2 separate regions of the Homo sapiens genome follow, and region 2 is linked to region 1. A link is an interaction called in ENCODE POLR2A ChIA-PET data of the cell type or tissue named here. Cell type or tissue: Panc1. All regions are shown on one strand. Links, peaks and the distances in the headings refer to the core of each region. The heading gives the core; the rest is flanking DNA.

Region 1 (2,935 bases), core at 148-2,647:
AAAGGGAAGAATAAAGGTACTTATTTCATAAGAGTTTCTAGAAGGATTAAATATGTTATTCGTAAAATGCTGAAAAGTATGTCTAGCACATAGTGAGCATTATATAATGCTTGCTAAAGTAAATTATACGTATATATGTACATATCTGTATATATTGTATACATAGATATATATAGTAAATACTCAATAAAATTTAAATTAAAAAAATACACACACAGGGACACACAATTTGGCATCCATGACGACCTTGTAAAGTAATCAAGAGGCATTAAATAATTTCCCGACACCTAGTAATTGTAGATCCATTCCTGGGATCCGTGTCTTCTAACTTTTGAGCCAGTAGTCAAAAAGTAGAAACTATATCATTAATCTATTGATCTCTCCAACACATATAGTTTTCAGATATATAGTGATTTCTTAACACGAAGCATTAAATTTGCTACAGGTATTTTTATTATTTTGATTTAAACTATAAGAGTAGTGTCAGATACATGATATGGCCATGTCAGTAAGAAAAAAATATTAACTTCTGTGCAAGTTATCATATAGGATATCCCAATCTCCTAAGGAAATTCATGACGTGGGTCGTTTTCTACTTGACTATTTTTTCAGCAGTTGAGGAAAAATGGAGCAAGAAAGATAAATTAGGTGTATTGAATGGAGAATTATGCATGAAGTTTTAGTAGAGAAGAATTCAAACAGGAAAATATGCTATGGGAGTACATTTACATGGCTATATGCCTGTCAGGTCATTTGGTATGCAAAGGCTTGTGTTTGCATTAAGCTGGTGGAGAAGCTGTTATTTTCTTTGCAGTATGTATTCAAAATGCACCTGTAAAAAATAAAAGCTTTCCTTTACTTCTCTGAAAAAGAAAGAGAACTGTCTGTTATTTTAAACACAAAATACATTTGACTTCTGTCAACAGCTTACATTTTAAATAATGCAGTTTGTACTTGCATTCATTATCTGCAATTAGAGTTCTCGAAAAAGCTTTTAGCGTTTATCTCCCCAACTTTTAAAATTCATTCACTGTAACTGTTAACATTTTAGTGAATAGTGGAAACCCTAAGACAAATTGGAAAACTCAACAAAGAAATTTGCTTTCCGGAAATTACCACCGAACTAGGTAGAGAATACTCAGCTATTGTGCTGAACCACATTATGATGAGATACACTCTTTTCTTTCCAGCGTTAGGTCAGACTCAAATGTTTTCCTTTTAACCCACACTAGTCAGTAAGGAACACCCTGCTGGCAGTCAGCGCAGTATCCTTTCTCTCAGGCTTAGTTTGTGCAAACTACCTGTTTATACTAGTCCTCAGTGTCCAAGTCAAGCAAGAGTCAGAAGTTCAGATTTTTTCTTTGCGATAATTTATTTAAAAGAAATATTTCTCAGATACTCGGGGTGGCCTGAGGTGCCTTTTCATCCAAGTGTAATGAGAGTCACATGTTCTCATTTCCTCACTCCTATTAGCAAGAATACAGACAGCTGAGCAACGTGTGTGTGTGTGTGTGTGTGTGTGTGTGTGTACACCCTCTCATTTTAAGATATAACTGGAACCAAGACCCAAATATAATAGTATGTGGGTTTGCTTCAGGCAGGGAATAACAAGAGCCAAGCCTAGAAAGAAATGCAAGGTGTGTGTAGATTCGTTGACCTTTTGCTGTTTGCCCAGCTGCGGGGTGACTCCCTTTTCATTTCCCAGCTGCTCAGCTGCTTCCTACTGCTATTTTATTTTGCTTTTAAACTGGAGTAGCCAACCAAACTTCTCCCAGACAGGTTCAATAATTACTAAAAACAGACAACTTTCCAATTACACACGGCTCAGAAAAAGCTGCCAGTGCTTTATATTTTAGCCCTTACTTTGTTCTGGCTCTGTAATGCCTTTAACATGATTTACCAGCTTACATTTTTAAGGAAAGCCATCATCAGATTTTATGAAAATAAGTAAAGGTTCTTCGTTAACCCCATGTTTTACCCTTCAAAATAGTCATCTTGAGAACATGTGTTAAGTTGAACCATAAGAAAATGCTGATTTTCCACCTTTTTAATAACCTACAGAAACATCAATTTCATATGGATTAACCTAAATAAATATATTTGTTCCAGTGATGCTTCCAGGTCTCAAACTATTTAAAAACTCATCTCTTGAAATGAGAAAAATCAAATTCATTACTTGAAAACATTGCATTATTCTCAACTTCTTAGACCTTAGTTATAAAATTGGCTCTGAGTAACGTGGTTATTTCCATATGAAATGAAGTCTGTCTTCTGGGGATGAGAATTTGACATCATTTATAATAAAGTACTGCCACAAATGCTTAGCACTGGGTGCCGAGTTCGGGTGTGCTCCTCGATACATCCTTTGCATTGGAGTCATCACACCTTACATGTGTTGTTTCTTTTAAGGAGCATAATTGTGCTCAAAATACACAGGTTTTCGAATTCACCCGGATGTCTGACATATGAAAGCATACTGAAATTATATTGGAAAAATTATGATTTTCAGATAAAATCTGTGACTCTGAAATCTGTGACTGTTACTCTCCTGTACCTAAGAATACAGAGATTACATACCGATTTATAGGTACCGTTATAAAAATAATGAATAGCTTGTTTATTATTTAAGAAAATATTTATTAAGCACCTATGTTGTCTGAAATACTTTCAGAGATAACACAATAGATCAGTTTATTTTAATTAGCTGAGTATAAAATTGGCAATATATTACTAAGTCTCAAAAATGTGCATATTCTCTAATGCTGCAATTCTATTTCTGAAAATTTGTCCTAGGAAATATGACACAATTTTGTACACAAACTTTTTTGTAACAATAATATAGCCAAAATGTGTAATAATTGAGGATTCATTCTGTAAATTTTAATACATTATGAAATTGTTATGTTCTATATATTCCTAAATTTATTAAAATTCA
Region 2 (2,935 bases), core at 226-2,725, 330 kb before region 1:
TATGTCTATTTTATAATGTTTACCAAAATAAATACTACACAAGTCAAAGGTTTAAATGAAAAACTAAAAAGCAGTAAGATGATTAAAAAACCTATAGTAAATGTTTGTATTATTTTGGAGTGAGAAAAGTTTTCTAGGATAGAAATCAAAGAACGAGAGCAACAGATTTGGTGATAAAACCATCTATGTATCAAAAGCATAAATAAAAAGCTAATTTTCAAACTGGTAAAATGATTCCAACATATATGAACAATAAAATACTAATACTCTTGATACATAAGTAGCTTTTACAGCTCATTTAGAGAACAAGGTGAACAATCCAAAAAAAAAAAAAAAAAAAAAACCTAAGGACATAAACAGGCCAATTCCCAGGAGAAAATACAAATGTTCACCTATGAAACTGGCAAAGATGAAAAGACGATGATTATGTCGGACAAAGGTGTAAAGGAATGGTAACTGCTGTGAACAACCTTTCCTGAAGGAAACTTGGCAGTATGCATAAAATGCCTTAAAAACATATACAGTCATGTGCCACATCACAATGTTTCAGCCCACAACGTTTCACATATATGAAAGCGGTCCCCTAACATCAGAACGGAGCTGAAAAATGTCTATCACCTAGTGACATCATAGCCATCATAATGCAGCAGCACAACATGTTACTCACATGTTTGTATAAAATACATCATACTTGATTAATGATAATAAACAATGATGTTACTGGTTTGTATATGTACTATGCTATAATTTTTATAATTATTTCACAGTCTACTCCTTCTACTTATCAAAAAAAAAAAGTTAACCGTGAAACAGCTTCAGGCAGATCCTTCGGCAGGTATTCCAGAAGAAGGCATTATCATTACAGGAGATGTGTGTTATTGCCCCTGAAGACCTTCAGTGACAGAAGATGTGGAGGTGGAAGACAGTGATATTGATTATCCTGACCCAGGGTAGGCCTGATGTGTGTGATTATGTCTTAGGTTTTAACAAAAATGTTTAAAAAGTAAAAAAAAAAAAAAAAAAAAAAAAAAAAAAAAAAAAATTGAAAAAACTTAACGGAATAAGGATATAAAGAAAAAATGTTTTTGTACAGTTGTACAATGTGTATGTTTTAATCTAAATGTTACAGGAGAGTCAAAAAGTTAAAAAAAATAAAAAGTTTAAAAAGTAAAACAGTTATAATAAGCTAAGGTTAATTTATTCTTAAAGAAAAATATTCTTTATAAATTTAGTGTAGCCTAAGTGTACAGTGTTTATAAAGTCTTCAGTAGTGTACAGTAATGTCCTAGGCCTTCATATTCACTGACCACTCACCCAGAGCAAATTCCAGACCTTAAGCTTATACAGGTGCCTTATACAGGTGCCTTATACAGGTGTACCATTTTTTATGTTTTACACTGTATTTTTACTGTGCCTTTTTAATGTTTAGGTACATAAATACCTGCCCTTGCATTACAATTGCTTACAGTATTCAGTACAGTAACATGCAGCACAGTACGGTTTATAGGCTAGGATCAATAGGCCATACCAAATAGCCTATGTGTGTAGTAGGCTGTACCATCTGGGTTTGTGTAAATACACTCTATGATGTTTTCACAATGACAAAATCTCCAAACAATGCATTTCTCAGAATGCAGCCCTTCTGTTAAGTGACTCATGACTATACATCTTTCCACTTACATGAGGTACCCAGACTAGATAAATTCACAGATGCAGAAAGTAGGATACAGATTACCAGGGTCTCGAAGGGAAAGTAAATTGGAAGTTATTTTAATGGATACAGAGTTTCTGTTTGGGATGATGAAAACATTCTGGAAACGGATAGCAGTGATGGTTATGTGACATCATAAATGTACTTAATGTCACTGAATTGTACACTTTAAAATGGTTAAAATGGTCAATTTTATGTTATGTATATTTTACCACAATTTCTAAAACCTCCATTGCATGACTATGAATTTTATTAAACCATTCTCCTATTATTGAATATTTGGGTTCTTTTTCTAAATTTTTAAACAATTAAAAATAATACTATGATAAAAAAAAATACATCCTTTGACTCAGCATTTCAATTTGTGGATATTTATCTCATGGTAATAATTAAGAAGATGTGTAAAGATGTGCATTTTCCTCCTGGCACTATTTGTATCAGCAAAAAATCAGAAACCTAAATAACTAATGCATAGGATTAGTCAAATAAATTACAGCACATAATGGAAAATTAGAAAGCCAATAAAAAGTGTGCTGCAGACATATATCTATTTATATTAAGGAGAAATATTTAAAAATAATATGGTTGACAAGATAAACTTTAAAGGAAGTAAATGTTCATACGTGCATAAGAAAGTACCTGAAAGAATATATAATGGGGTTTTGCCAGGGGTCATCTCTAAGGAAATGGGTTTTAACTGCTTTTTTATGCTTTTTCTTACTTGTCCGTATTTTCTGATATTTTGGCAATGCACACAAACTCTTTTAGTAAAAAGAAAAAAATTTATTAAAAGAAACTTAATTTTGAATAAAACATAGATAACTCCTCCCAGTTATTTTTCTTTTCTCAGAAGTAACACTGTGCCTTTGTGTACTGGACAAAGTGAACCACATCCCCCCAGAAAAGAAACATAAAATGCCAACTGAATGACTGTCTAAAGCTTGTTATTATATGGAACCAGCCAATAATTGTTTTCCCAATCTGAGAAACTAGACATTAGATTATACAAAGATATCCCTTTGGGCTTTTGGTTTGCCTCTTGGTTGACCATAGTAGGTATATTACAAAGCAGTAATGAAAACACTTTCTATTTTTGCCAGTGAGGTGGGTTTTCTTTTAGAAATGAGGAAGACGATGTCCCTGAAGAGTAAGGCTACACACAAAGTGAGACATTCAAGTACCTCAATGGAACCTAGTAAAATTAGAGCAAGAAAACTAAAACAC

Evidence for each region. Peaks named below come from ENCODE experiments on the same cell type or tissue, not always from the same donor. Only the 100,000 strongest peaks of a DNase experiment are listed, where the experiment ranks them.
Region 2: POLR2A ChIA-PET joins it to region 1 with 10 read pairs; 1 of 35 experiments calls an interaction of 5 or more read pairs at or near these places.

Annotation. Positions count from the first base shown.
Region 1 is chr12:64,038,132-64,041,066 of GRCh38, forward strand. All of the region lies in intron 4 of SRGAP1 (SLIT-ROBO Rho GTPase activating protein 1), which reads left to right. Among named protein-coding and RNA genes, the nearest start is that of KICS2, 180 kb to the right of the region's middle. In Panc1, for the core only: no CTCF peak of the experiment used is centred there; DNase peaks (open chromatin) are centred at 1,550 and 1,978; H3K4me3 peaks cover 893 bases; H3K27ac peaks cover 2,422 bases.
Region 2 is chr12:63,709,965-63,712,899 of GRCh38, forward strand. It overlaps the pseudogene LOC100418730. Among named protein-coding and RNA genes, the nearest start is that of DPY19L2, 43 kb to the left of the region's middle. In Panc1, for the core only: no CTCF peak of the experiment used is centred there; a DNase peak (open chromatin) is centred at 1,527.